Regions from separate parts of the Mus musculus genome. Here regions 2, 3 and 4 are each linked to region 1. Evidence: chromatin loops called from intact Hi-C (ENCODE). Cell type or tissue: heart. All regions are shown on one strand. Links, peaks and the distances in the headings refer to the core of each region. The heading gives the core; the rest is flanking DNA. Region 1 has its middle 16 kb from the start of Camk1g. Region 2 holds the start of 4930503O07Rik (RIKEN cDNA 4930503O07 gene). Region 3 overlaps Mir205hg (Mir205 host gene). Region 4 overlaps Gm31870 (a long non-coding RNA gene).

Region 1 (7,812 bases), core at 1,142-6,141:
CCGCTTAGGTCTGAAAAGAATGGGGTTTCAGGCTTCTCTTCCACTCTCTGAGCTGACGTGCTTATTCTGTGGTTTTAGTTCCATCAGGGCCAGTGTCTATTCACCATGCCCCAGGCAATAAGGAAGAAGAGCCACGCAAGCACAGTGGGCACATCAGGGAATACGCTCACCGTGACAGACGTTACCCGAAAGCTACACTATGGTGTTCTTTCCACGGAAGAGCCTCTAAGGAGAGTGGGCAGAGAGTGTGGCCAGTGCTGGTTTGTATCAACTCTACCGAGCATGTCATCACAACAATGCCAGCAAGAAGAAGGAATTCCATTCTGGGAGAAGCAGAACCGGGCATTAGCCGTGATGAAAGGAAAACAAGAGACAAGAGGAAACTGTCGATCTGCAGAAGATGGGTACCCCAGGGAGGCTCCTGTCAGACAAACAGTTTCCTGAGCCCCCATAATTCCCTGCCCTGCCTCTGCACTGTTATGGGAATGTTACACCTCGAGAAGACAAATGGGCCCACACGGGGGATTTTTTTTTCTGCCGTTTTTGTTTTTATTTTTGATTACAGGGGAGGAAATCACTTTTGTTTTCTCTTCTTGCCAGTTGACTAAACATGACATCCAACCCGCAGGCTGAGCAAACAACTTCACTAGCCATGTGAGAGATTAGACAGGACAAGAGCCTGGGGTATTCTTTCCCAGAATGAGGAAAGCCCAGGCTGTCTGGGCCTCTGAAATGTGTGGCAATCATCAGAAAGGAGCAGCTGTCAACGCTGCCTCCTGCCCCCGTGGGGCCACCAAGCCACCACAGTCTTTATTTAATTGGTTTATTAATCTTACAGTACAGTGCTGGCTTCTGTCTCATTGTCCCTCCCTGGCTAACTGGGCCTAGACTTTGTAAATACGTTTAATTAAGCTCCAAAAGCCACAGCCCTTCCCTTCTCAAGGCTGCTGTCTCCCACCAGGAGGGAGAATGGCTGCAAAGGAGCTAAACCAACAGCCTGCTTCCCTGACCATCCACTGCCATCTGGGGTGGGATACAAGGAAGGACTTACTGAGAGAAGAGGTAGGCCACTTCACTTCATATGAGTATGGCTGATCTCTCAGGCCATGGGGAGACTCTGAAACTCATTTAGAGTTTCAGAAGATTAGGAAAAGACACCCACAAATTTCTGCATGCAAAGCTCCCCTTGCCCAGCCTCACACTTCAGTCTGAGAAGGAGATCTGCTTGTCGGAATGGCCTTTACTAGAGAGCCCAGGAGGCACCGCTCCCACCCTGGGAAGGAAGTGAGGGGAATATAAAGCCAGGAAGGAAGGTGAGATTATCCAGAGAGGGTCCAGGGGAAAGCACACAAAACAGGGTCCATACAGCTGCAACTTTACAGCCAGGTATCCACCCGACTCACCCAGGGAACTAAGCCAGAACAGGTGAAGACCAGGGGGCCACCACAGTACAGGGTGCATGGGTTGTGAAAAGATGCTTTCTGCTGCATCTGTGCCTGAATGTGCATCTGCTGTGGCCCCAGGAGGGGAGAGAGGGAGAGAAGAGGAGGGGTAAAAAGAAGAGGGGAGGGTGGGTAGGTGAGTAGGTAGGCGTGGGGATGGACCTGTGAGGAGGACTGGGACTCTGTTCACCATGACCGACGTTGTGGCTCCAGAAAGCTATGCTGAGTTACTGTTTCCACGGAAGAGCCTCTGAGGAGAGTGGGCAGACAGTGTGGCCAGTGCTGGCTTATGTCAACTCTACAGAGCATATCATCACAATAATGCCAACAGGAAGAAGGAAAGAACAAAAGAAAGTCTGTCCGTGTGTGATAAAGACAATATGCTCAATAACTCATGCAGGCTTTCTTTATCCATCTGTTTGTTTTCACTAACGGGTGTCCACGTGCACACAGACAAACAACCACAAACATTAAATACTCCGTCTGGACATTTCTAAACATCTGGATGCTAAACAGCACGTTGACCCTGGCTGACTGTCTCAGAGCAGCAGTCTAACCCAGACTGAGGACCAGGACTCTGCCTGTAGACAGATGTGCAGAAAAAGCCCAATGTCCTTGTTCCAAATCACCTGCACAGTGCTAGGGATGTCTCAGTTTCCACTTTGAGAAACATGACCACATGTCACACCAGGTGCAGGAGTAACAGAAGGAGGATTGGAAGCAGGGACAGGCTTTCGAGGAGAGCAAGTATGGGAAGGAGCCAATGAGGGCTCAGCTCAGTGGCAGGGAGGGAACGCTGCAAGCACCAGGCCCCATGGCCTTCCTGAAATGGGGATTCTCCAGCGCTGCCCCTCAGGACACTTTGGACCATCCTCATGATAGCCTGCGATTCAGGAAGCTGTCCCAGGCCCAGGTTCTATGATGTCCACCCCCACCCCTGACTACACACACACACACACACACACACACACACACACACTAGTGCTAACTATCCTGTCCTTATCATCACTTCATAGACAGAGAAGGAAGAATGGAAATTCCTATTCTACAGAGAAAGAAGGACCAGCACACACACACACATTCACACACACTCACACATACTCACTCATACACAAACACACATACTCATACATACACTCATACACACTCACACATATATACATACACATTCACTCATATATATACACACACATACTCATATACACACACATATGTAAATACACTTATAAAACATACAATATGTCTACCTTTTCTCTTTCTCTCTATTCCTCTTTTTCTCTTCCTCCCTCCCTCCTCTCTCCCTACTAAGATCCTTGCTATTCAAAGTGGTCCCTGGTCTAGCAGTGCCAATAGTCAATCTTCTGGGAGGTCTGGGAGCAAAGTCTCAAAGTGATCCATGAACACAGAGATCTTCTAAAAGCCCTACTGTGGCCCCAAGAAAAGGCAGGGAGGTCAGAAAGACAGCATCTGATGTTCCTCCAAACAGTGTCAGGTTGGTAGTTCTGAGAAGGCTTAGTTCAAGGTCAGTGCAGACCCATACTGCTACCTTGAGGTAAGGGTTGAGCTCCGGTCCCCTTCCTTCTGAGCCAGCCCATTGTTGAGGTGTTTCTCTCCAGGACCCAGCTGACAGACTGGAACACAGCAGGCTCAGCTCTGACTAATTGCCAGCAGTTGGCTGAAGAGACATTCCTCATCGAAGCAGCCTCATTAATCTCCTAATGCCAACATAGCCTGGCTAGTGGCAGTCCTCTCTGCTTCCATATCTACATGCTGGCTTCTAGAAACCTAGTGGTAGAAAATGGCCTCCTTCCTGGAAGGGGGCACCCTGCATCTGGTTAAACCAAGTGTTTGCAGAGCTCATCACCAAGTCCCAGAGCCTTAGATGTTTGCCTCCCAAGTGGAGGACCATGTCTGGCATCACTGAGACATCTTGGAGGGGCTGAGGAACCTCAAATAGGACAACCAAAGAAATGGCTCTTGGAAATACTTGCAGGATGTTTGGATATGTGCAGGAGATGTTTTCTAGAAAGCTCTAAGGAAATCCTGGAGAATAGCAGAGCCTTGTGCCAAGCTGCCTTCATCCTCTGGTCATAGTGTGGCAGAGACTCTTCCATTCTGCTCCTCTGGGTGCTGCTACTGTGAGTTTGTCCCCCTGAGATGGGAAGCTCCTACAGGACATATCTTCTCTCTCCTTATTGCTTTGTACCTGGTCCCACAAGCCAGACCACCCACTCTCATGCAGATATGGAGGCAGAGCAGAGAGGGAGGTACATGGGAGATGGAGAGGCCAGGAAGGAAAGGGCCAGTGAGGCAGAAGCTTGGAGGACACATCTTCACAGCAAGAATATAATGGGCATCCAGAAAGATGCTGCCAGGTACAGTGAGGCACCCTGCAATCAATCCCAGCACTCCAGGGAGACCCTGAAGGGTCACAAGTTCCAGGACAGCCTTGGCTATCTAGTTAAACCCTTTCTCAGAAGCTAAAATCAAAACAGTGCAGAAAGAAAGAGATACTTTACTAAACAAAGATCCCATCGCTTGCTGTGGCCACCAAGGTGGGTGGGCTCCCCAGCAGCAGGAAGGATAGACAGAAAAGCCAAAGCTTTATACAGGAAATATGGGATGTAGACGGTAAGTACACAGGTGTCTATCTTCTTTATTGCTTTTGTTCAAATGGACAGACCGGCTGGCCTCTGTCCATTCCAGCAATCCTGCCAAAGCTCTGGAGAGCCAGCTGGAGCCTGGCCAAGTGGTTATTAAAATAGTCGCTGAGGCAACACTGCCCTCTACTGACCACAGGTTGTCATGTCTCTGAAGCCGCTCTGCCCAGCAAAGGGCTTGAGTTAACTTGTTTCCTCTCAGCCTTGTCCTTTGTCTCCCCTTTGCCCCACTTTGTTGTAGCAATCTGTTCAGATTTCCTAGGACTTTACAGACACTGTAAAGAGCGCCATCTGGGACCAGCAGAGCCCAGACAACGTGCCAGGCCAGCCAGTGTCTTTGCTGCTTCATTGTCTTCTAATAGCTGTTTGCTGAGTCTCTGCTGGGGAAACACAGACCTAGGGATATGTGTGGAGCAAAGCTCCAAGCTGCCTTGGTGAAACAGGGGTTAAGACTTGGGGTTAAGACCAATGATAAAGCAAGGAGTGAACTAGTATGCAATGAGCCAATGACTCAGACACATCAGCAACTAGAAACATTTCTCCCTCTGTGTGTGTGTATGCATGTGCATGTGGGCATGTGCATCTGCATGTGTGTGAATGTGGGCATGCGCATCTGTGTGTGTATGCACGTGTATGTGAACATGTGCATCAGCATGTGTGTATGTATGCATGTGTGTATGCATGCATATGTGAGCGTGTGCATCTGCGTGTGTGTATGCATGTGCATGTGAAAATGTGCATCTCTGTGTGTATGCATGTGTGTGAGCGTGTGCATCTGCGTGTGTGTATGTATGTATATGAGCATGTGCATCTGCATGTGTGTGTATGCGTGTGTATATGAGAATGTGCATCTCTGTGTGTGTGCATGTGTGTGTGAGCATGCACATCTGCATGTGTGTGTATGCATGTGTATGTGAGAATGTGCATCTCTGTGTGTGTATGCATGTGTATGTGAGCATGCGCATCTGCATTGTGTGTATGTGAGCATGCGCATCTGCATGTGTGTATGCATGTGTGTGTGCATGTGAGCATGCACATCTGCATGTGTGTGTGTGTGTGCATGCGTATGTGAGCCTGTGCATCTGTGTGTGTGTTGCAAGGATGAGTGTACCTACCCATACTCACACTAAGGCCAGAGGAAGATGTGGTATTGGGTATGGGTTTTGTAGCTTTTGTTTGTTAACTAGGCCAGTGGCCAGTGAACCCCTGTAATCCTCCTGTCTCTGCCACCCCATCCCCCAGCATAGGGTTAGAGGCACACAGGTGGCCTTGTTCAGCTCTTCCCCTTGGTGCTGGGATCTGAAATCAGGAACTCACATTTGCACGTCGAGCACTCTTACTCACTGAACTGTCTTTCCCGGCTACATGATTCATCCTTTAACGGTTACTGATCAGATGTCCAGGTGGTATGTTCAATTTCAGGAAATGGTTGCCAAATATTCCAAGTAAACTGATACTGAATCTCTTTACCAATGGGAAGAAGTATAGAAGAACACCGGGCTTTAAACAGTACCGGCCTGCGTGCATGCAGGTCTCTTAATAGGGCACCTGAGACAAGAGGACTCCCTGCCAATCTGTCTGTCTCTTTCACTCTCAAACTTGAGATGGATCAAAAACTTGTGAGGTATTTGTAGAAAATTTGACTTCTGACTCGACCTCAGCAGTGTAACTCTGCTCCACACAGACACCAGAGAATCCGAGCCAACAGATGTCGGGCTCCTCACAGTGGCGGCTTCTAGCTATCCTGTGACCAATCCTATGGGGATATTTAATGTCTCCAGCAGAAGTCACACCAAACCGCAATCCCCTGCCCACAGTGATGAGCACAATACTGTCCACCCTCCAGGTGGGAGCCCTCAGTGCTGATGGGAGGGATGAAGTGGACAGTGGTGGACACAGGCTGTTCACCACACTTCTTCATATCTGTTTTCTCACAAAGATTCATAGCCTCATGTCGATGATAATGGTAGTGATGGTGGTCGTGATGGTGATCATGGTGAGAGTCATGGTAGTGATGATGATGGTTAAGATGATGAGGGCGATGATTAAGGTGATGATGATGATTTTCTGATGGTGATGATGGTGGTGGTGGTGATGATGATGATGGTGATGTTTACAGGTGACAGCTATTGCTTATTCTTTTCTAATAATAGTGCTCAGTATTGTTTTAACTTTCAAAACAACCTTGTATGGTAAGTGCCATTTACAGCTCCATTTTAATTTCATGATCGCTATTGAGTATATGGTAGGAAAGGTCACGTGTGGCAGTCAGAGGACTTTAGGGGATCAGTCCTCTCCTTCTACCTCTACACGGGTCTCAGGGATTGCCAAGTTTGCACTGCAAGCACCTTTCTCTGCTGAGCCGTCTTGGTGACCCTTTTATAAGTGAGGAAACCAAGGCACAGCACAGATGTCGCTTGCTTGGATCACAGAGTCAGTGAGTGAGAGAGACAGGGTTGTAACCCAGCCTCTGGCACTAGAGAGCACCATGATTTTGGCCACTGCCCAGTTCCATTCCTGTGAAATTACTTCTAATTTTTCAAAGGAGGCAGGTCTACCTTCTAGATAAACCCAAATATTGCAATTATGAACAGTTCCACAGAGAAGGTGTCTGCACTCAGGTCATTGTTTAAAGGGAGATCCAGTTCATATGAGACAGTCTTGCTGACGCCCTAACAATGGCTGAAGACCCCTCCAGGTATTGTCTGGTCACCTTCTCCACAAAAGTATAATATTCCTAGCAATTTACCAGACAATAAGTAGAGAGCACAAAACATTTCTTGAATTTTCCCAAGGAGTTGCCTCCCTGGTCACACAGGTCACCTGTAAATGATGGCCCTGGAGCCTTCTCATTCTCCCTTTCCTCCCCCCTTTTCTCTTTCCCTTCCCTGGGGATTCTACCTGGGGATACGCTGCAAACTGGGCATCCTCCCCCAAATCTAACCTCTCTTTCACTCTGCCTGGAGAGGAGACATAAGGGTGAACCCCTCCTCTCTTTCTCTCTCTCTCTCTCTCTCTCTCTCTCTCTCTCTGTCTCTGTCTCCCACCCCGTCTCTCTCACATGTTCCCATACACTCTCTCACACACGTGCACACACACTTTCTCATGTTCACACTCACAGACGGGTGGGGGGAGAGAAAGAATATACAGACACAGAGAAAGACAAAGACACAAGCGGGGAGTACCCTGCCCCACAGTGGCAGCCTTCTGTAACTGCAAAGAAAATGCAAGTAAAAACTATCTCATCAGTGGCTCAAGCCCACCCAACAATAATATATTTTTTTAAACTGAAAAGTGGAATTGGGAAACATAAATGTGGGGAGAGGACCTGTTCCTGGGCCTTGGGCTTGTATTTTGCCCTTGTTGCTGGAATGAGTGGAAGTCCAAAAACAGGTCACTGGCTGAGCTCTAGATGGCCAGCAGAGGGCTCTGGTCCTGCACTCGGAACCTGAACTGCCATCCAGGCTAGCCATCCCTTCCTTGAGACCTCTGAGAGCTTCTCATCTCATCAGGAGGGGTCTGCTAATCCAAACACAGAATAACTCATGGTCCTTGTTAGCGCACCTCAGGGAGTCAACCATTGGCTTCCGGTGTCGCTTTTTCCTTGGTACTCAGCCTCCCCATTTCCAGGTTTTCTTGTGAAAGTCCAATCTCCTCGAAATCTAGTTTTCATTTGTGCCAGCTGTTTGTTTGTTTGTGTTTTTGTCAAC
Region 2 (7,812 bases), core at 1,333-6,332, 840 kb before region 1:
TATGCAAAAGAGGACTAATTGCCCTCTTCAAAAACTAATCATTCTGAATTTTACAAGTTGAATTATAAAAACCTGACACACTTATTTTTCTCTTTTATTATATTTGTAAGCATTACTCCTTTCTGCAAAGGAAATCAAATCCTATTTCTGTCAGCTGCTCTGGTTCCCCCTCCCCCTTTCTGCTGCGACCTGCTTCTCCCCTTCCTCTGCCTAGCACTGCTGCAGCCTGGCCATGTGTATTAATTGCCCTGTGAGAGGCGCTTGCAGTCATTAGAATTCCCCGTTCAGAACTATTATCTTGTGCCATTGTGCCTTTGCATTATATTTATTTAAATGTGCCTCTTCTGAATTAGCTCATTTTTAACAGCTAGCCATGCCTGAAATATCGTCCCATCCAAGCTGTTCCCATATCATTTTTCTTTCCTTGGTGGAAGAGAAGTCTGCATCCAGCCTTCCATTCCAACAGGGCAGCTTTGTTAGGAGCCAGAAGCTGCTTTGTGTGGCAGCTTCCTGGAAAGAACTCTCTGCTCAGACCCTGTATGTAGGAAGATAGCCTCCAGAACATACTAGACTCTCACTAGAGGAGTGTCTTCTCAGGGACGGGCTGCAGGTTTCCTACCATGTGATTTTCATTGAGGAAAGAAGATGTCTACACAAGTTTCTAGTCGTTTCTTGAACTTTTGCATTAGAGATTCCCAAGTTGATGCCAAATTCTTACTGGCAGATACTCAGGAGCCATCAGCTGTCTCCAGAGTCACCCCGACTCAGGGCAGTGTAATGAATTAAATGGTCACACAAGTTTTCTCTCAGGCCTCCACTTCCCAGGGCTGCTAAGAAAGTTCTGGCTGGAATGGGAATTTCTGTTTCTGTACTAAGTCTAAACTGACAGGCCTCCATATCAAACTGGTTTTTTGTTTTGTTTTCTTTTGTTTTTTTTCCTGTTTTTCCTTGTCTACCTCATGTGCCCATCTTCCCATTCAGAACAGACAACATAGTTTAAAGCTGAGCAGAGACTATATTCTTTTGTTGTTGGTGGTGGTGGCAGTGTTTTATTAATAATTAATTAATTTTACATCCCAACTGCAGTTTCTCCCCCCTCTTTTTCTCCCATTCCTTCCTCTTTTCACCTTGCCTCCCATCCCCCATTCTACTCTTCCTCCTCCTTTGACTTCATTATTCTTACAACTCCAGACTTCAGAGAGATTTTTCTCTGGACCATTGCTGCCCAGCTCATAGGATCTCTATGTCTCATTTGCATAAAGGCACACAGCCAAAGACACAGCATACCCCCCCTCCTGTAAGTGGGGGCTTGTGGTCGTCTCATCATGCCCTCATTATTCCTTTTATCTTGTGAGGAAACTGGAATAAAAGGCCTTAAGCAAGGTTAATAATCTAGTGAGTAGTGAAGAATGAATTTGTGCACAGGTTCATATTAGATTTATTTTCTTCCCACAACACCAAGCTGGCAGCATTGGAAATAAAGTCGATATGTTGGCATGAATATTTGGCAGAGAACATCAGGAAAGGCATTATGGACAGGGTGGGCCAGATGTTTGATTTAAAGCTGAAGAGAAGTGCTTTGTGATATGGGGAGAAAGATAAACACATTTGTCTCTGTAAAAATAGTAAGTTCAGACGCCAGCATGCTTGGGGGGGGGGGGGTCTTGCAAGTTTTATAAGATGTATTGAAGAACAGCTTTTGGGAACTATCATGAAAGTCCCCCAAGCACAAAAATATTTACCCAGAATGTCTGGTTCATAACCAACCCTTTAACAAGGTTTGTGAATGAACATGAGATCTTGCTGCCCATGTTCATAGAGGCATACATGCTTCTACAACTTGCACACATGAGTGTGGGGTCTCCAGATCTGGGGTCTAGCACCAACACAGTGCTATCATCTTGGCTGGCTCTGAACACATCTTCTCAACGTGCTGTGTGAAGACTGACAGGGGAAGGAGCTCCCTGGTTCCTCTGAGTGTCGAAGATCAAGAGGAGGGAGACCAGCATAAGATGAAAATCTTCTGGCTTTTCATTTCCCTCAAGAACAGACTGGGGAACAGTGTGTTCCCCCACAGTGGAGGTTACCAGACTTCCTAAATTCTGAGTAGAAAAGGGGGTATCTTTGTGAACTGAAACAGACTGCAATTCATTCATGAGGAAAGAACTCAACATATTGCCTGATAGGGATCTGGGGTAGGAATGAGCCCAGAAATGCTTCTCTGTTGTCTTCCTTGGGTAAAGAGCAGGCTGAGGCATAGGCATGAGCTTGAGAAGATGCAGCACATGTGACCTGTTCGGCTCATCCCTCAGTGCAGCACCAGGAGCAGTCTAGTCCCCTCTTTCTCTGACCCCCTCCCAATTCTTAGAGGCAGTACCACAGAGCTTACATCCTGCTTGATTTCCTATCTAGGACTCATCTGGCACCAGAGGCAGCCTATATTGGAGGAAGGGAAATCTCTTTCCAACCTCCATGTATAAAAGCTCTGAATATGATTTCAGAGAACTCAGTAGAGAGGATGTCTGTGTAGAAAGACTCCTATTCCTGTCTGTCTTCAATCAAAGAAACCAATTTTTACAGCCCCCCTAAATATGGATATAGCTTTTTCCTTTATAAATACATATTTTTTATTTATCAAGCAAATATCTGAAAAAAAAACATCCCCAATTGCTATTGCAGCCTACAAGTCCAGGCCTCCAATGGCAATATCTCCCTTTCTAAACTCAATCCCACAGGATTGCAACTCAGCCTAAGATTACCCTGGGATGATACAGGTTGCTGAGAGCACTGTCCTCCAGCATCTACCTGAGAGGATGAAATGAAGTAGATGATAGGTAGATTGGAGTATGTTTCATGATTGTGGGGGTAGGGGGGAGGTGGCTCAGTCACTAAACACTTAGACCTTACCCTGACTGTGCAGGCCTATAATCCTAGGGCTGGGTTGGCAAAGACAAGGACATTCCTGATACTTGCTAGGCAACCAGGCTAGCCAAATCAATGAGCTCCAGATTCTGTGAAAAAACCATTCCTCAAAATACAAGGTGAACAGCCCCTGAGCTTTAAAGACACAGGGCGTTGACCTTGGCCTCCACACATATGCATAGACATGTGGATCACACACCCTCCCCATGGACACACACAAACATGCTTAAATGTATGCTCACAAGAGTAGGTCAGAGGATTTCAGACACAGAGCTTTCAACCTCTGTGAGAAACTAGAGTCTCTAATGGTTGCTGAGTAAGTAAATAGTGGATCCCCCCCTCCCCTACTTTCAAACACTCTTTTCATTCAGCTGTCTGATGGCCCTATTGGCTAATTCATTTCCTTCCCCAAAGACTGCTGAATATTTAAAGCAGGAACTTTAGATGTGCCCAGTGACTTCACATCGCCGTTATATCTGGCTTAATTTCTTCTTACAAGTCCTGTTCTGATACCCTCTCCTCTCCTGTATTCCCAGGTGCCTCATCAACCCAGCTGCTGGACTCAGCCCCTCCTCTCCATAGTTGGCTCATGGCAATTCTTTCTGAGACCTTCACACAGACCCTTTGATTTGTCCATTGACAGAGAATTTTGGAGATAAATTTTCAGGTAGAATAAACTTGCTCATAACTCAAAGCTATTTATGTAAATTCAGCTCCAAACACTGGCCTGATTTTCCAGCAAAAACTCAGATGTAGGATGGACTAGATACGTCTCTTTTAAGTCTCTAAATGCCCACATATTTTCCTGAGGTCAGCAAATGGTTGACTTGAAGGGGAGATATTGTGATTTGTGCTCAAGAAACTTAAGTTATGAGTGATCATAGCTTCATCTTTAAAACGGAAATAATGATTACATCAACTTTCATGGGGCTGGTGTGAGAATTAAAATGTGGTACTATTTGTAACTGTTTTTTTACAACACTATAAGCATAAGACATATTGTTCGTGCTGGTTGGAGGCAGATGTCTTGACAGGAAATCTCTGGAGGTCGCTCTCAGTGTAAACATCCCATGATTCTCTGCCTCAGACAGGGAGATGAACTGCTGCAGCTGCTGCCCTTAGCAACGGGCCAGCTGAGCGGCAGGCTGCACTTCACAATGGCGGCCGCTAGATGGCACGTCCCTTGAAAAACTTCTGCTGCCACAGAACATCTGGATTCTTACAGAGGAAGCTTCTCAAAGGGCATGTAGTTAATGTGGAAGAAACCTGGAGTCCCATCTCCACGGCGACAGAAGCCCTATTCAAGGATCAGAAGTACTCTGAAATACACATAAAAACGAGGGACACCACCCTTTCTTGCTTATTGGTACATTGACATTTTCTTCGTTCCGCTGTAGGGCTCAGAGATGCACTGGTACCCCATGAGGCATCTGGAAAAAGGCAACTAACTTGTTTATCTGAATTCCTCAAAAGGAGAGCAGCGTGATGAAAAATGAATGCCACCAATTATTACACAACAATGTAAGTGTCTAATTCCTCAGCCAGTAACCTCTCTTTAGCACTCCAGCAGTGCTTCAGCCGGCCATGTAAGGAGCTACCCTCAGTCTACCCTCAGGGAGATTCCCATATCAACTATGGCATCTTGGGCAGTCACATCCTGTATGCTCATAGGATCTGCATCACAGAGGTACATGGAGTCATCAGATACACAGGATGAGAACTACCTGTGAGGGCTTTTGTTAGGACCTTCCAGTCAGTCCATTTATTTGTTCTATTTCACTTGATCTTCAGTTGCACTTCCTGCACTCTCAAGTGCAGGAACCCTAAGGTGGCATTTTTCGCAGAGAGAACAACTGTGATAAAAGTCCATCTGTGACCTAAGAGAAGCACCGAGAACAGCAAGGAGGGTATGCTGTGCCTAACATATGCATGTGTCTTATATCTAAGAGTCCTGTCATCCTAGAAAGCCTTTGGACCTGATCTGTTAGAATTTCTAGGTGGAAGCCAAGTCTGTTCAACCTATTTCCTTCTCTAACTTAAGGTTCCCTATTTGGTTTTAACTCAGTAAATATAACTGCCACTTTTCTAACATTGATTAGTGGGAGGAAATGATCTAGATAAACTCCTGGAAAACTTGTGTTTAGTATGTCATACTTTTAAGATTTAGCTATGTAAATGTGTATGCTGGATATAGATGTATATGCATATGTATATGACGTATATGTATATGTATATGATGTATATGCATATGATGTATATGTGTATGTGTATGTGTATATGTATATGATGTATATGTATATGCATATGTATATGATGTATATGTATGTTGTATATATGTATGTGATGTATATATATATATGCATATGTTTATGATGTATATGTATATGTGTAGACACATACATACATGTGCTCATGGAGACAGTCACTGCACGTCTGTGGCCAGAATTACAGGCAGTATGAGCTGCCAAATGTGGGTCCTGGGAAATTAACACAGACTCTTTGCAAAAGGAGCAAGAACTCTGAGTCATCTCTCCAGTCCTATCTAGTATTCTATTAAAAATAATGATAATAATGAACAATACCTCTTAATTAGCAAGAGGAAAGTGAAATAAGAATAGATTTTCCATTTTCTTTGTTAAGTTTTTCAGAAACTGAAAATATGTGGGGTGGCAATATGAACAGCACTGGACAAAGATTTGTTTAATGAGCTTGGTTCTAACCATAAGCTTTGTATTAAAGAGGTCTTGGAAAGAGTTACTATCATTTTCATCCAAGTCAGAAATAAGAAATAGAAACTAAGAAAATAGATGTAACTTACCATATTCTCTGAACAGCAGTGAACAGTGCCTGTTTCTAAAACTTTCCTAAAGCCAGACTCTCTGGAAACATTGTGTAATTTCTTTTGGGAACTCACAAGTGGGACTATATACGTTTTGTGACCTTTTATAAATTATTACTTTTCTTAAAAACAACAACAAAAAAGGCAGGTAAAAAAGTCTCCTCAAGTCCTGTCTCAAACCAAGAGTTGAGAAGACCAAAGCTTCTTGTGCAACTATCGAGAAGTTCCCTATAAGGACTTGACCTCTAAGACTGGACGCTAGGTGGGAAAGAGATTATTACAGCCTCAGGGGGTTCCTGTGCTAGGGTTATGTCTGCATTAGTGTTTTATCTATGACTGACAGAGGAGAGAGAAATATGGAGACACACATAAGGAAAGTTACTTAGAGAAGAGTAAGGTTGGAAGTGGCTATAAATGGAGTCTAGAGTGGGATCATTTTCCCTCTACTAGGCTTGTGTTTGCTTTACAGACTTTCAGGGAACACAAATTTGGGTTATCTACTCTTCTCAGTGATGGGGACCCTGCTCACGATCTAGAGCTAGGTGTGAATGACCACCATTGCTGTCAAGCAAACTTGTACCTGTCCCTTTGTTCTTTCTCACCAAGATGGACGAGAGTCCTCTGAGGGACTTAAGAGAATTTCCCAGGTGTCAAAATGCAAAATCTGAGTTGAGTTCACCTCTTTTAACTATTTCAAATATATGAAAATAATTCCCATAATTCACATGCATTCTATTTTTATTTTTCCCTTTTTATTCTAGCCCTTTGTAGAATTAACCCTATAAAACCCAAAAATGCACAAATGGGTTTAAAAATTCTAAGATCCTCTGATTAGCTTGTACATACGGGAATAATTGTTGTTCATGGCTGGATTTCTTCAGAAAGCTGAAAGCTTGGTTTGAACAGAGACCTAATAGGAGCTGGATTTGAATGTGTCTGTTTTACAAATGAGAAGGCAAGGTTTCTGATCGTGTAAGTAATGGCCCCAGTGTAGGATCTCATGTTACCTCATCCAGAAGAGAAACCCCACAAATTTGCCTGGGTTGATGAAGGTGCAAAGAGAAGGAAGAGATTTCTGGGGAAGGAGGCAGCAGCGACTCTGTATATTCAATTTTAGGTAGCCACAGCTTTACCTAGAGATTTTTACAGTAGGTGGCTTGGATTCACCTGTTTCACTGCCCAGGGGATTTCTCTTTTATCCAGAACTGCAAAATCCCATGAGAGTCTGTAGACATACACTGTCTTTATAGCCACTTGAAGAAAATATTTTCACAACCTCCAGGGTGAAGGTTGTTTTCACTTCTCTCAACTTATAACATTTGACACTAATCTTAAAAGCTCACTCAATATATAGTCACCCTCCTACATCTGACCAACAGTGACACCATATCTTCTCTCAGATCAAATCCCACTCTTCAGCGCTGGCAAAGGGATGAGAAGATGCTAGCAGATACTGTTGAGTGACTTTCTGCCATGTGTCTGTCACTATGCTTTACATTAACATGCTCTTTTTAATTCACCCCCAAACTTGGGGCTCTGTGAGAATTAGGAGTGGTGCTGGATAATTGTGTATGGTTTCCTTCTCCTCACCACTGTAAGATCACCACTGTTTGGCTAGCTTGAGTGAAGCAAGCACAGGACTGACAAAACATCCCACTTCTTGATTCAGATTGGACAAGAAGCAGGAAGTCTGTCTTAGCTAGGTTACCTAGGTATGTGTATACCTCAATAATCCCAGTTGAGGCAGGATCACAAGTTTGAGATCAATGTGAGCTACATAGTGAATTTTTTCTCAACCTAACTCTCCCAAAACACAAACAAAACAAAAACACTCAACCTAAACACTTACAAATATAGCATCTCTCTTTAAGCCTCTGAGATTTGGGTGTCATTTGTTACTGTGGCCAAAGCTAGCCTAGACCCAGTGCACCATGGTCATCTACCCATACATCTTGGCTATCTACCCATGTGCCTTGGGCCTTACAATTGACTTCTCTGCCCTCAATCACTAATTCTTCTTGAACTGCATATCCACATGCTTACTGAACTTT
Region 3 (7,812 bases), core at 1,168-6,167, 120 kb before region 1:
CCTGTTCCTGTTTATGCAGACGAGCAGAGTCACTGTCCTCCGCTTATCCTGATTACACACCAGCATCCAGGCCTGAACTGGGCTGTTCATGCTGCTTTTTCAGAAGAATACCTGCTCCCCTGTATTCCACCTTTTGGTACAAAATGAAAGAAAGTGTGCTTTCTCTAGATATCACCAACATACCTAGCTCTGGTATGGAACACTCATTGAAGAGGAGAGCCAGCATCCTAACTAGGTATACAGAATGGAGACTCCACTTGGATTTATCTGGGATGGCCCTTCATGGGCAAGAAACTACCTAGAGTCCAGCCCCACACACAACATTGGCTATACCACCCAGAGTACTCTGAGGTGGGAACATGAATGCTTGAGGGTTTGAGTATTCAGGTCCTCACCAGGTCCTGAATGAATGAATACAGGTATTCAGGTCCTGTAAGAGTGGGGTTGCAGGATCCTGAAGGTCTCCTTCAGGTCACACAGCACTACACGAGGAGGCTTAGTAGACAAACAGCCCCAGACAATCCATGGGTCCTCTTGTCCTTCATTCCACCGGAGTCTGTCTTATGCCAACCAGATTTCAGTGGAGTGAAGCTCAGGAGGCATGGAGCTGCCAGCGGTGGACTGAAGCACAGCATTTGAACAGAGGCATTCTGCAAAAATACAGTCACTAAAAGCACCTGCAGCGTGTGCTTTTGCAGAGGGGTGGCAGTGGCAGGCAAGAGCACACTGCCAGTGATTGCTGTGTGGCCTTTCTTCCTAAAACCAATGCTTCGGAAATGTGTATTTTTCTGTAACTTGCAAAATTAAAAGTTGCCTATCTGCTGACACGCCCTCCTGCCTCTCTGCCCTATGTTATCAGTATCTTAAACCTGCACCCTGCAGGCTTAAATCCCAGATAAACTCAAGGAAGTCCTGCTGCCTCCCTGCCTCCCTCTCTCCCTAGGGTTTCCAGGCAGGTAGCTGGGACATCATTTGCAACCAGCCAGGGACCCTATTGCCCTCAGACTCTCCACAGTGCCAGTAAGACCTACAGAACTGGGGAGGAAATCCCCATTAAGATTATTTAAGTCTATTTATATTGTAATAAAATAAATGTAAAAAAAAAAGATTTAAATGAAGGCAGATTCAGATCTTTCTGACATCGTACAGGATATAACTCAGCAGGCAGTGTAAATTCTGGAAAGGTTAATGCATTTAAACATATTTGACACATAAAGCTGCCAGATCCGACTTTAATCACTCACCAAGTGTAATTGCCTTTTCCTGGGTCCCTCTGCACCAGAACATGTGCTCAGGCTTGTAGGAATCTGCGGTGGGGTAGGGACAAATACTTCGCTGTCAGGGTCCGTGGTTTGCTTTGATTGATTTGGCGTTGACTTGATTGGCTGTTGTGTTGCTTTTGTGTTTGTCTTAAACAACGCATCTCTCCTTTAGAGAAAAAGACATAGGATTGAGCCTGAAGGCGCAAGTCCAAAAGAAGTCCACTTAGTATGAAGTACCTGCCCAGAGAAACACTTTATGGAATTAACACTTCCTCAATGGAGGAGTCTGCTTGAGGAGCCACTTGGCAAAAATAAATAAATAAATAAATAAATAAATTAATTAATTAATTAATTTTTTAAAAAAGCCAGACACTAAACAAAACCTACCTCTGGATCTGGAAGATGCCCTGCATCATATTGGGCTAAGCTCAATAGAGCCCATAGCTGCCATTTCTCTTAGGAACTGAACATAAAGGTCACTTTGGTATCCGAGACCCTATATTCTGAATGCCCCACAGTGGCCTCTTCACCTCCCCAGACCATCTGTCCCAGGGAATCATGAGTTCCTCACACTGAATATAGGAAAACACATTTATCATAAATGTCTTGCCCTCCTGCTTCTATTAATATGAATGTCAAACTCAGCCCACACCTCTGTATACTGAGCCCCACAAATGATGAGGAGACCAACCCACAGGCATTAAGAAAATGTTTACCCATAACTATTACATAGTGGATCTGACTGAAGCACCATGGTAGTCTGGGTTTCGAGCTAGCTAACTAGTAAATGCCTCTATTTTGAGCTTTGCAAGGAATCCAAAGGCTAGAACAAAGAAAGCACCAGGCAGACATGATGTGATATTCTTATACGTGGCAACCCGCAACTTGGGTTCTTTTCTAGAGAAGGAAACATACCTGTGTTTCTATGTAACTCTGCTCAAGGAGGGAAAAGAAACAAAGTGGCCGGTAGTGATTGCAGAAGAAAAAAACTACAAAGTAATCTAGGCCACGAGACTATAACCAAAGGTTCTGCATCACACACCTTAATCCCACTCCAGTCCCAGCTTCATATTTTCAGCTGTGACCTGGGGCTCTCTGCAGGTCGGGCAGAGATCTGAACTGCCCTGTCCTCCCTCTGGCAGCACAGATTGCTGATTCCCTCCTGTAGAAGCAAAAGCCCTTGCACTCGACTAGAGCAGCCTGCCAGGGAAGCAGTGTGAGTCAAGAGCTGGAGAGAACTGCCCACCCATCCTCCCATCTAAACTCCCAGTCTTCTACGTGTCCTGTCCTAGCTGCAAAGCATGGCTCAGCACAATGTTGAATACATAGTGTAATCAAAACTCCCATGCAACTGCAGCAACAAAAATAGTATTATCCAGCTTTCTGTATTCATGGTCTTTTATTGAGTAGAAAAGCAAATATCATTGAGCCAGATTCGAGTAGACAAATATATACAACCATTGGTAATTTAATATTTTGTGCTAATGGTATACACTGTAGATACAACCCAAGAGGAGTAAATTACAATCCTATCAATAATACATTGTGTCTGAGCTCTGGGTTCCCAGTACACATGAAAATGTATATTAGCAAAAACTCTCTGGATATTAAAAGCTGTGCACATAATGAGGTGCAGGACACAGAATCAGGGTCTTCAATGGGGGCTGGGGGGAGGGGGAAACAGCCCATGCTGCCATTGCCGAAGCTGGTAGTAAATAAAGATAACACACTCTACCCTCAGCAGATCACCCAGTGAGAAACAACCTGCCAGCTTGCAGGTCCATGCTCACCTTGTTTCTTTAAGCCTTGGGAACTATCCAGTGTCAACAGTGAGGCTGAGGGGGCTCCAGAGAGCCCCAGGACAAAAGGTAATACTGAAGAGAAAGACCATAGGCTATCCTTTTCCTGACCCAGCCTCTCCTAGGTGTGCAGGATCTTCTAAAACAAAGGAAGGTGGGGCCAATGACTTGTAAGAAAGAGCTCACCACCTGCTGGGATGTGCAGGACTTCTTAGAATTGTAAAGGTTCTAGCCACTACAGTTTTGTCAGCTAGCGCAAATCCCCCACTTTGCTGCTTGCATGCGGGAAAAACACCCGGGAGAAGTGTATGACAGTCTTGCTTCAGAATGAGGAAGAGTTGCTGCCATACTAACATAAGAAATGAAGACAAATTAGGTTAATGTCTGCAGGAACACTAGTTAGTGCCACTGTCACACACTGGCCTTTGACCTTTCCTGACTCAAAGAATATTGAGGGCAGGTGAAGCCAGGACTTCTGGTCTTTTTTTTTTTTTTTTTTTTTTTTTAAATCAGACCCTGGAAGAAGGAGAGCGCCAGAAAGGAGGGGAGGCTATGAGGGCTCTGAAGAAGAATGCTGTGACTGTAGATTGCAGTCTCCAGCTCAGAGATGAAAGGGACTGGTCAGACAGACACCAATTCCCTAACAGAAATAGAAGCTCCCTGAATTAAGGTGACTTCTCTAGGCTTTCTGGAGAGATCCGACTATGCATCAAAGAAGAACAAGGCAAACACTTCCTTTTGTCTGCAGATAAGACGCAGCATCTGGATGTCTCTTTACCTCCCCCACCCCCTCCCCCTTCCTTCAATCCTACCTCCTACCACCTCTTCAAGTCTTCCTTTCCCAGTTGATTGTCAGATATCAGGGAAGGGTGGGACACCTGGTGGGAAGTAGGGGAATTACACTGCAGTGAACCCTCTAACATGGAGAAACAGCAGGGAGGGGTAAACACACACCCTACACCAAAGCAACAATAAAGATGACCTGTGGCAGAAAGTGACTTCAGTTTTTGCTGTGTTTAACTATATCTGAGAAACACAGGTGTCTAAGAACAACTGTAGTGAGCCCATAGATGAACAAATACATGGGGTGACTGGTACAGTTGCCTCCTCGTGTTGCAAGTAGATGCAAGTTCAAAGAACTCTCCAAGCTAAATATCTGGAAGGAGACCATGCCAAGGGAATCCAGGTGAGAGGTGCTCACTGAGGTAGGCTTCAGTAATGCTGTGCCCAGCAGTAGCCAGCAGCCACCCACAAGCTTCTGAGTCAGCATGTGAGTGGTTAAGAGAGGTCAGATTAGATCTGGTGCCAATTTGATCTAGCCACCAGACTCTGGGCCAGCCACTTAACCTCTTTGAGACCCAATTTCCTTATCTGTCAAGTAGGAATAATGACAATAATGTCAAGGGCCCGTGAAGAGCCAGACGCTTCGTGCTTCGTGTCCATAGCATAATTTAATGCTCCCAGCCATTAGCAGATGCAATTGACATTTCAGGTTTATAGGTGACAGAGGGTGAGGGACTGGCGTGAAGTCGGCCTGTAAACAGTGGAGCTAAAAGTCAGGCCTGGCTCTCTGTTCTGGAGTTGGCACTGGGACCATTACTCCATCCCCTCTGCTGGTGTGAAAATCAGACAGTGCATTGGGGCTTGGATCTACATTGTCCCCACAGGCCAGTGTAGAGACTTGGTCCTCAGTGCTGGCCTGCTGGGAAATGCTAGAACTTTTTAGAGTGTTGCCTAATAGCAAAATTTGAGAGACCTGGAGGCAGGCTTTGCCTTCCATCCCTGCATCTCTCAGCTCCTCTGGAGTAAGTGGCTTTACCCCCCCACACACACTCACACACACACCCTCTCAAGCCAGTAACAACAGAGTGAGACCATTTCCCCATTTTAGGTGGACTTTCTCCTGCTTTTTATCTCAATGATGGAAAGCTAACATAGAGGCTAACATACACAGAAGAGCCAGCAGGTATCTGGAGAGTCTATGCACTCAAGAATGCTATCCACCATTTTTATCTCAGTATAAAGCAAAAACCTTTGACAAGCTTGTCTTGTACCTCTCCCCTACCCCATTCCCCACTCCTGTATGGAGCAGTTAACCAGAGACAGTTCACTGGAAACCCAACTGCTATGGAACACCATTTTCCCAACTCAATGTACCTACCATCCTCTGAACTGTCAAAGCCTGTGATGATTATCTAAAGGAAACTACATAAAGCTGGGTGCACTTTTTATCAAGAATTTATAGGTTCTTAATGGTTGCTAAAGTAGGGGCTCATGGGATCTCACCCCTCCGCCAGGATTTACAGACCGGTAACAGAAGTTAGGGAGGACAGAGATCGTTTTCTTAAGTGGTCTCACTGCCCATAGGTTGCCCATGCTTCTATAAAGTAACCCCAGTTAAACTCGTTGGCCACCAGGCTGCACTGGTGTAGAATAGGCCTGAATTTCAGTCCTTGGAAGCACACCTGTGTTTGCCACTCTCCTCAGAAAAACATTCATGATACCAACATTAAATTACAGCATTACAATGTAACCAACATTACAATGTAACTCATTCATAATTCCCATGATCCTTGTCATCTCCTCCTGTTGCCTTCCCTTTCAGGCTTCTCCTTCATTCTGTGTGTCCTGTGAAACAAAGGCTTCAGAGTATTTATTATGTCTTTTTCTTTTTCAAAGCCAGTGCTATACAAATAAAAAAATTAAGAACTGTCTTACCAGGGTGACTGCTAATTCAGATTTTCCTCGAGGACAAGTGAAAATACTGAGCACAGGGAAACTGCAGGACCAGAGAGGTGGCTCAGTAGTTAAAAGTGCTTAATGTTCTTGCAGGATTCAGGTTTGGGTCCTAGCACCTACATGGTGGCTCACAACTATCTGTAATTTCATTTTCTGAGGATGCAGTGCCCTCTTTTTACTTCCACAAGAATCAAGCATGTAACATGTTGTGGGAGGGGGAGGGGAGGTATCGTACGCGCACATACACACACATACACACGCATGCATGTGCAGGCACTTATGCAAAATATTTATATACATAAAATAAAATGAAACAAATATTTTTAAAAAATAAACTTTTGATGACAGGCTACTAAAAATAAGTTTTGAGCACATAGGAAAACTAGAATGATCAAGAGAAATGATAAAGTGAAAGATAGCAATTGAAACATCAGGGAGGCATGGTCCTAATGCTGAGGGATGCTGATGCTGTGTGGTGTGTGGTGCTGATGCTGTGTGGTGCTGATGATGTGTGGTGCTGATACAGTGTGATGCTGATGCTGTATGGTGCTGATGATGTGTGGTGCTGATACAGTGTGATGCTGATGCGATGGGTGTTAATGCTGAAGAGCACTGATGCTGAGGGGTACTGATACTGTGTGGTGCTGATGCTAAAGGGGTGCTGGTGCTGTATGGTGCTGGTGGGTGCTGATGCTGTGTGTTGTTGGTGCTGAGGGGTGCTGATGCTGAGGGGTGCTGATGCTGTGTGGTGCTGATGCTGAGGTGTGCTGGTGCTGAGGGGTGCTGATGCTGTGTGGTGCTGGTGCTGAGGGGTGCTGGTGCTGTGTGGTGCTGGTGGGTGCTGGTGCTGTGTGTTGTTGGTGCTGAGGGGTGCTGATGCTGTGTGTTGCTGATGCTGAGGGGTGTTGATGCTGTGTGGTGCTGATGCTGAGGGGTGTTGGTGCTGAGGGGTGCTGATGCTGTGTGGTGCTGGTGCTGAGGGGTGCTGATGCTGTGTGGTGCTGGTACTGAGGGGTGCTGATGCTGTGTGGTGCTGGTGCTGAGGGGTACTGATCCTCAGGAATGCTGATGCTGTGTGGTGCTGATGCTGAGGGGTGCTGATGCTGTGTGTTGCTGGTGCTGAGATGTGCTGATGCTGAGGGATGCTGATGTTGTGTGGTGCTGGTACTGAGGGGTGCTGATGCTGTGTGGTGCTGGTACTGAGGGGTGCTGATGCTGTGTGGTGCTGATGCTGTGTGGTGCTGATGCTGTGCAGTGCTGATGTTGTGTGGTGTTGGTGCTGAGGGGTGCTGATGCTGAGGGGTGCTGGTCCTGAGGGGTGCTGATGCTGAGGGGTGCTGGTCCTGAGGGGTGTTGGTTGGTACTGTGTGGTGGTCCTGCTGTTCTCTTCACTCTAGCATCTTTTGTTAGAATGGTATATAAGCCTGGAATTTAATCTCCTGCTTTAGTCATGTATTTATTTGTTCTTTTGTTTGTCAGTGAACTCCTTGTGAAGCTATTATAGTAAATCTGTTTCTTCTGCCTGATTAGCAGCACTGCTAATCTTCGGATCTTCGACAAAGGATCAGCTTCACTGAAGATTCATCTTTTTTAAAGGTGTCCAGTGGCTGGTGGTTCTGACGGCAGAAGCTCATGTCCCAGCTGTAATTTGTTCCCAAGACTTTTCAGAGAGGCCAGCAGGATAACACCCACAGGTCTCTTCCAGCAGCATAAATGTCCAGCTGATATAGCATGTGAGAGCTGAGGCTGGTAAGAGTTCTGTGCTAGAACACACTTGCCTGAAGAGCAAAGAGCAGCAAGACTAGAACATTTGCAGCAGAGCTCTTTTTCTGGTGCCTGATGCCATGACACTGTCTGTGAAGGATGGATGCTTGAATGAAGACAGTGCCCCTTTTATAGCAGAACTGTATCAATTGCATTTCATTACTGCTCCATTACAGCACATTGTATTATAATCCAACTGCTAATGGCCTCACCTCAGATGCCCACATCACTCCCCTTTGTCCTCCTGA
Region 4 (7,812 bases), core at 1,706-6,705, 320 kb before region 1:
GGGGGCCAGTAAAGCCCTCTCTCTTACAATTGAGCAATTGAGTGAAGTGGTTTTAAAGTTCTCTAAAGTGCTGATCGTCAGTGATTGGTGAGAGGCAAAGTCCGTGAGTAGAGTGAGAAGAGACAGCTGGGATTGGGGTGGGAGCACAGAGGAAAAGAGAATGGGCCATGAAGGATAGAAGGAGGAGGACAGAGGGGAGACTACAAAAGGGGAGGACAGAGCAGGGGAGCAGAGGGAACAAGGAGTTGACAGAGGGAGAGGACAAAGAGGGAGGCAGAGAAGGACAGAGAGGTTAGGCTGGGAAAAGACAGATAGGGGAGGACAGAGAGGGAGGACAGAAGGGGAGGACAGAGAAGTTAGACTGGGAGAAGACAGATGGGGAGGACAGAAGGGGGAGGATGGGGGAGCAGGGGAGAGGACAGAAGTAAGGACAAAGAGGGATGCAGAGAGGTTAGGCTGGGAAAAGAGAAATAGGGGATGACAGAGGGGGAGGACAGAGGGAGAGTACAGGGGAGTACATAGGGGGAGAACAGAGGGGGAGGGACAGAGAAAGAGGATAGATGAGGGAAAAAAGACATGTAGAGGAGGCTGTATTGTTTACATCACTATTTTCTCACCCTGCCACCCCCAGATACTCCATTTTCCCAAGGATCAAAAGATCACAATAATCTCTGTGATCTGACAGAGTCATATGAGAATTTGAACTCTACCTGGAGGTAGTAAATGCTAGTTCTTACCAGGGTCTTTGGATTTGCTAATACACAGCTGGAATGTCTGAGTTTATGAGCTGAAGTTCTTTAAAGCTGCCGCATCTGCAGACATGCTGTCTACTGTCAAAGCTGTGTGACACTGGAGAGATGGAGTCGCCTTGGGCTGTCCTCAGTCTCCTTCACAGCCACTACGAGCCTCTGTATCTGCCCATCTCTTTGATGACTAGGTAGACACTTGGAATGTAGGACTTAGCAGACCTCTATCTTTCACCAAGCCTAGAGACAACAAGAAGCCTAGAGAAGAGACTGCCCAGCTGTCACCGGCCTGCCTGGCACCCTCACCATGAGCTTGTAAACCTTGTAACTTCAGGCTTCTTCTGGTTCTGTGATTATATAAAGTTTGTGCAATCTCTCCCACCACAAAGCAAGCCATTTGGAAATCAGGACCCCGTGTTCTTGGTCCATCATCACAATCAATGTGTTTGGTTCAGAATAAACTGTCTCTTACTCCCATTGGAGCAAGAGCTATGCTTTGTCAGGACAGCTTAGGAGGATTTTAAATATTTAAACAAATCCATACTTGCATCAGGCTGTTTTGGTTGTTTCCAATGGTATGTTCCTTTTGCTCATAATATGTATGATATAAATCAACAGGGTGTTTTGGTTTGGTTTGGTTTGGTTTGGTTTGGTTTCCCAAGCCAATCAGCTTTTTAATTATCTGGACACTAGCTACTAACCCATTGCAACCTAGAGATCAATTCCAAAGAGTTAGTGTACATGCCATTGTATAGGGAATGAGCGCCACTTCAGATCTGCCCTGTGGCTTTGTATCCTTCCCACTTGGGATACCACAAGCAGCTCCGTGGAGTGCCCATACCTCTAACTAATCAGATATGAAGGGGGAGATGCTTACAACCACTCTGTGATTTCTCCGAGTTATAGCATAGCTATAAAGTTTGTAATTACAAAGCACTCTATAACAAAGGGCAGTGTAAATGGTGCAATGAAGAGCACCCTACAGTGAATTCCAGACAAGCACCAAGAGCCCAGCTGAGTCATCCACCTATCAAATGGACAACAGTTCAGTAGCCTAGTCAGGCTGACCGTGTCTGAGGTTTCCATGGAGATCTGGTTAAATGCCCAGAGACCAGCCCTGGCCTTTAAGTACAGGTACTGAGGTGAGACACAGTGTCAGATGAAGGCCAAAGGCTGGTGATCTCTGGCCTTGTACCTCTCTCTTACTGTTCTGGGGGTCAGAAGCTGATGGCCTCTGGAGATTTAACTCTTTCTTGCTATTCTGTGGCTAAAAGCTGCTTACTTCTGGTAATTTGACTCAAGCTGATAGCAGCAGGGGGATTAGAAAAAAGGCTTAGTTTCTCTGTAGCTCAAGGGCCCCAGGGCCAGAAGAGAGGCTTGAAGTTCATTAACTCATTGTGAGCCAGAGAGAAAAGAAGAGGAAGAAAGGGAGGATTCAGCACACACATAGACACACACACACACACACACACACACACACATACACACGGGTCAGGCCCAACACCTGTCTCAACAATTCCACAAATGTTCATGCATACTTACATACATACACATATAACTACACAGATATGTATGTAAATACAGACATATACATTTGGTGGATAGGGCTGAGTTCCGAATGCCACACTTTATTTATTTTCAGCCTTCGTATACCTTTTTAGACAAAAGTTCCTTATAAACTTACCTTATAGATGAAATGTTACACAAAAGGGGAGTTACAGAAAGATGTGGATAGTAAGCTCAAAGCAGTGTTTCATTCTATAAGCTCATTATAAGTTCAAAGCAACAGTTTCACATGACCTTGCTTTTTCATAGTGCACACCTGTAGCCTCATCCTTGGACCTGACCTAGAATGAATGATTTTTCCTTGATCACAAATCTGTCCCAAGACTATTATTTCCCCTTTTAGTGTAATTGTGAAAGCTCATTATATTCCTTATTATGCAGCCTTTACTTTCTATTCTGTGAGGAGGGGGCACATTCTAATCTTGATTCTAACTTTTTATTTTTCTGAGACAGGGTTTCTCTGTATAGCCCTGGCTGTCCTGGAACTCACTTTGTAGACCAGACTGGCCTTGACCTCAGAAATCCGCCTGCCTCTGCCTCCCGAATGCTGGGATTTAAAGGCATGTGCCACCAGGCCTGGCTTGATTCTAACTTTTATTAAGTCTCTTTGGCAAAACAACTAAAATCATCTCCTTAAACTCTTTTCTTAAAATTATTTGAATCAAATCAGGAATGTTATAAAGTCATTAGTTAATCTAAAATGCACTAATTCGTGAAAGTTCATCTTCATGTTGATCTGAAGGAAATTTGCCTAATATGGTGGGCTGATGCCCAGGAATCATTAGGCTATGTAATAGTGACAGGAAAGGCACATCAGCAGCAAGAAGCAATCCTGGGACAAAGTCTCTAAGAATCCTGCGTTCTCAGAGCTCACCCATTGTAGCCATGCAAAACAGTGAGCTATCTCCAGAAAATGTACTTGCTTACCATAGCCTTTCTAAGATGTCACCTGACAGGTACGCACAGCCCACTGGATCATGGGAGGATGAGGCTGGAGGTTCCATACCTGCACCATCATAAGCTGTCCAGGTAGCCCCCAGTAGCCAAGTTTTTCAAAGGTTCCTCTGTGCCTGAACCAGGCACAAGCACCAAACACTCCTTCCTAGGTCACAAGTAATCATTAAAACATTTCTCAGAAGCCAACATTGAGTATCAAGCAGAGAAGAGAGGGAGAGTAATAGGCCACAGCTAAGTTTATGGGGGACTGAGGCCTGGGAGAGACCAGCAGGGTGGCCCTCTCCAAGGAGCTCCAGTCTGGGGAGACAAGAACAGCAAAGAGTCAGGATGTTTGTAGCCTAGGCATCTTTCTCTCTCCTCCACTCTCTGGTGTTTAGTAATCAGGGCCAGAAAGGAAGCAGGGAGAACAATCTAGCATTCTGATTACAACTATCAAATCACTACCCAGGTTGTCTCTGTTATTCTTAAAGTCAGTGTGGCCCACTGAGCCCATGATTTTCACGGGAGCACTGCCAGTGTGGGTTGAGATAGGGCCTGAGATCAGGTCAATGGCCTGGCAAGGGTGTATTAACCAACTCTTGCCCACTTGTTACCTGGGACTCAAGGCCAATCACCCTAATCTCCATTTACTGACACTTAAGGGACTTGCATATTTGCTCTCCTGCCACTAGGTGGCGCACACTGCGACCGGGAATTCAAAATAAGATATTAACCATGGTAGTAAACAGTCCCCTGTCTCTGTGCGTTCATTCTGATAATAAAATCAGTAAATCTCCAGTTCATTCCCTATTTCAATCCCAGCTTGCGCCGTGTGCAAGCACACGGCTGAAATGCCTGCCTTTCGGAGGATTCATAATGGCTTTGCTAATCATGCAAGCCCAGTGTCTCCAGCATGTTGGGAGGGGGCTTTTTTGCATGCATGATCGGACTTGAACTCACCGAGCCATGCACGCAGAGTCTTGTCCTAACGGCCCCCTTGCATCCCCTGTAAATGAAAACAGCGCACATGAGCCTCTGAGACAGGGCAGTATTTTAAGGTACTCAACAAGCGACAGGCATGCCCCCAGTTCAGGCTCCTTGGGACCTGACGCTGTGACAGCTGAAAGGCCAAGGCTGTTGGGCTTGAATCACAGGCACAGCTTTGCTGTGATTGGCACACCCTGTGGGAGTCTAGACTGTTCATACTAAAAAGAATCAGACTATCTGGCTCTTTGTGCAAAACCAGCACATCCCAAGTCACCCTCCAGGAAGAGGAGTGTGTGAGGATGTGAGTGAGGACTGGGCTAGTAATTTGGTGGGTTGAGGCTGGCGAGATGAACTGAAAACCCACTTGTCTGAGATTATTTTCATTTGCCTCCTGGTGTTAGAACTCAGGCTGAAAAGAGCTGGTTCCTTTTAATAGTAAAGGATTTTCACCCAGCATGGATGGAGTTCAGTGCCTGTCTTCCGTAGGCAGGTAATGATATACTGCAGAATTCATTGTTTTCTGATGAGAACTCCAAAATACACACATTTCTATTTCGTGAAATCAGCGTTAAGGCCCACCATGCGTTAGCTCAGAGAGGAAGTGTCCATCAGCACACTGATGTTGGGACTACTTCTCAGCTAACAAGTGGGGCTGGGGTGATCCATTGTGTGACAGTAATTAAACAGATCAGGTGAAAGTTATGACTCTTACATTCAAAACCCTGCTATTTGTGTTACTTACACTTAACTGTAGAGCTGGGAAGGAAATTAATTTTGTATAATTTTCGAAGACAATTCTAAGTGTCAGTGGAGATTTTCTGAAACTGTGAATGCCCCCCCCCCCAAAAACCCCTGAAATGAACTTTAGTCCAGTTCCCTGTGTCTGGCACTAAGGTGAGCCTGTTCTGTCTGTCTCCCTGGAACCATATGTCCTGAACCTCCCAGTGCTAGCCTCAGGTGCTTCCGGCAGCATGACCTACTACCTCAGAACACAAGGTGCCTAGTGAGTGCAAATTCTGCAAGGAAGCTCGCAGAGCAGACAGCAAAATCTCCACAGCCTCATTTCATCTGTGCCCCAAGCAGACTTCAGAAAGCAATAAAGACTGAATGTCTAAGGACTTAAAAGAAATACGCTGTTATCATCATCAATTTATGAAACTCCCACAAGGAAGCAGACATGTACAGAACACACAAACTGTACCCGTGGCCTGGAACAAAATGCTGAAACTGGATATTGCTTTTCTCAAGCCTTTTCTCTCCTCTCCCTCTTTAATTCTTTTTCCTCTTTCTCTTTTGCCATGGAGTTAAAGGGTCTTCCTGGCCATAAGCACTGGGAGGGGACTCTGAATGTAACAGTTCATGAGATGCTGAAGTGTGAGCCAGTGCCAAAAACCAGGAAAGGGTATGGGCTGCAGGAGAAAGGAAGAAAGGGGAGTAGGGGCTGATGTGGGGGGTGCACATGTTGGAATGCAGGGCAAGGTTAAAGGGGAAAGACACTATCCTTGTCCTATTCAACCCTGTGGTCAACACATCCTTTTGTCTGTCACCTTATCACCGACCTGTCCTCTGGGAGCCAGTGGCCACAAGGACAATTTCAGGATATACTTCCCTGTTCTGGGTAGGGCAGAGTCCTGAGTCTACAACTTTGCACAGACCTCAGATCTGTCCTTGACGTGTGTCTGGAGTTGAGGACACAAAGGTGACGGCAGGTGCATGTTCTAAGAGGACTGAGCACAGGCTACGGGTACAAACGCATACGCCCTGACCACGGATGACAGTTTCACAGATGGAGATCTCACACGAGTCTGAAGAAGGCAAAGTAGCTTTGCAGAATACAGGGCAGACAGAACATGTTCAGATGCAGTGTGCATCAGAAACTGAGCTGCTGATGGTGCTGACCAGTTGTGATGCATAGTGGAAGGGGGGGCTGGGGAGGCTAGGCAGGGGTGTCCTGCTGTTCACTGTTTCCTATCTTAACCAGCCTTGCCTCTGGATCTCATGTCATTGTGACCTGTGGGACCTTGGGCTGAAGGGGTAAGGGCTTCAGGGCACTAATTCTAAAAGCAGGAAAGCCTCTCGGGAAACTGAAGGTGAGAGTTACAGCAAGGGTGAAAACAGCCAGAAGCCAGGACCTGTCCAGTGTCAGTGACTCGGGAGCCACGGCACTGACTCTTCCACTTTAGACGCAGTTTTCATCTTCTTTCCCTCTCTCTGTCCCTCCCTCCCTCCCCTCTCCCTCTTCCTTATTTCCCCATCATACCCCAGCATGTATGTTAAAGACTTTCTCCTCTGGTTTTCTCATCTATAATCTGAGAAACATGGTTGTCAAAACAATATGACTATGCAGGAACCCAATTTCAGAGACAAAATGCCTGCTGGGAATTCTTGGATGAACAGAGGTTTCATGCTGTGTCCACTCTGGAACATTCTACTGAGGCCATGGGGTTGGACAATACTGGAATCTTCTCGGATCAGATTTGTTAGAGGGATGTTTTTAACATGGCTACTTCCCTGCAGCCTGCACATAAATGGCCAGCACCCATCAGGCACCATATGGTAGAGAGTAGGCAGTCCTGTGCATGGCTCCTCCTCCCTGGCCCCAATTCATGATGGTAGGGAGATGTTTACAGCTCTGAGGACACAAGAACATGTTGTAATGCCATGTGGTCCTTAGAGAAAGGCAAGCGTCTGCATGGTATTCATCAGAGCATCTAATAACTTCAATGTCAGAAAGTGTTTTCTGGTGTCTGACCCGCTATAGTCTAAACTCCCTTTAGAGAACATGAAGTATTCTTGTGATCACAGATCCAAAGACAGCTACTAACTGTTCCTAAAATGCATCCCCTTTAATCAAGCTCTGAAGAAAAGACAGCTTTGTAGCAACTACTCTGGTGGTTCTAAAGAGTCTGAAACCAAGTTTATGTGAATAGGAGTTTGATACTCAGAATCCAGGAAGATAAGTAAGAAGAGAGCAAACCCATATTGGCATCAGAGCTCAGGGACAGTGAGCTGACTGCTTCTGAACTCTCAGCCCTGGGCACAGCAGCAGCAGATCACACATCCTCCCTGCTCTAGTCCCACTGTGCTAGATAGAGGGCTTGGGCTGGCCTGAGCCTCCAGCTGCCCTTATTTCTTTAGGTTGAAAATAGAATCCACAGTAGAACTGCTATCCACAGACCTGCCTGCCTTCCATTAGGGCTGTGAGGGGCTGTGGGAGAATAGCCATATTACAACACCCTGCTCCTCCCACTCAGTTACTTTACACTGGTTGGTGAATTAGTGTCTGACCCATGATGGTTCCAGAACTATAGCGCCTAGAAATGGGACCCTAGAGCTCACTCAGTGCCTTGGATGAAATCCAGGGCTGTGCTTGGCTCTGAGGAAACTTGGGCCCCAAAGCACATTGCCCTCCAGAAAGGATGGACAACATGAATATGTGGCATATACCAGAGCACCTTAAGTGCTAAATACAGAAAGGGAAAAACAAACACCCCAGGAATTCGATAGCAGGCCTAGAACCGGCAATGGCAGCTCAAACAGGGGTGTCAGCTACAAGTGTTAAAGACCCATGTGGAAA

What was found. Hi-C counts contacts between places; a loop is a spot of excess contacts. Peaks named below come from ENCODE experiments on the same cell type or tissue, not always from the same donor. Only the 100,000 strongest peaks of a DNase experiment are listed, where the experiment ranks them.
Region 2: it touches region 1 in a loop (16-fold over the local background); 8 of 42 quality-filtered maps call a loop at or near these places.
Region 3: a loop joins it to region 1, with 7 times the contacts of the local background. A loop is called at or near these places in 4 of 42 quality-filtered maps.
Region 4: it touches region 1 in a loop (10-fold over the local background); 15 of 42 quality-filtered maps call a loop at or near these places.

What each region holds. Positions count from the first base shown.
Region 1 is chr1:193,382,732-193,390,543 of GRCm38, reverse strand. No RefSeq gene overlaps it. Among named protein-coding and RNA genes, the nearest start is that of Camk1g, 16 kb to the right of the region's middle. In heart, for the core only: a CTCF peak has its summit at 4,228 (motif pointing left); a DNase peak (open chromatin) is centred at 4,213; H3K27ac peaks cover 1,631 bases.
Region 2 is chr1:194,219,446-194,227,257 of GRCm38, reverse strand. 4930503O07Rik (RIKEN cDNA 4930503O07 gene) reads left to right here and starts at 4,499. Exons shown (of 3, transcript NR_040477.1): 1 at 4,499-4,829. In heart, for the core only: no CTCF peak of the experiment used is centred there; a DNase peak (open chromatin) is centred at 4,097.
Region 3 is chr1:193,500,250-193,508,061 of GRCm38, reverse strand. Mir205hg (Mir205 host gene) reads left to right here. Exons shown (of 3, transcript NR_166150.1): 3 at 1,435-1,602. Mir205 (microRNA 205) reads left to right here and starts at 532; the gene lies at 532-599. In heart, for the core only: CTCF peaks have their summits at 3,756 and 3,955; no DNase peak of the experiment used is centred there; H3K27me3 peaks cover 691 bases.
Region 4 is chr1:193,699,399-193,707,210 of GRCm38, reverse strand. Gm31870 (a long non-coding RNA gene) reads right to left here. Exons shown (of 4, transcript XR_001779912.1): 3 at 4,209-4,254. Among named protein-coding and RNA genes, the nearest start is that of Gm31870, 48 kb to the right of the region's middle. In heart, for the core only: a CTCF peak has its summit at 3,936 (motif pointing right); no DNase peak of the experiment used is centred there; H3K27me3 peaks cover 285 bases.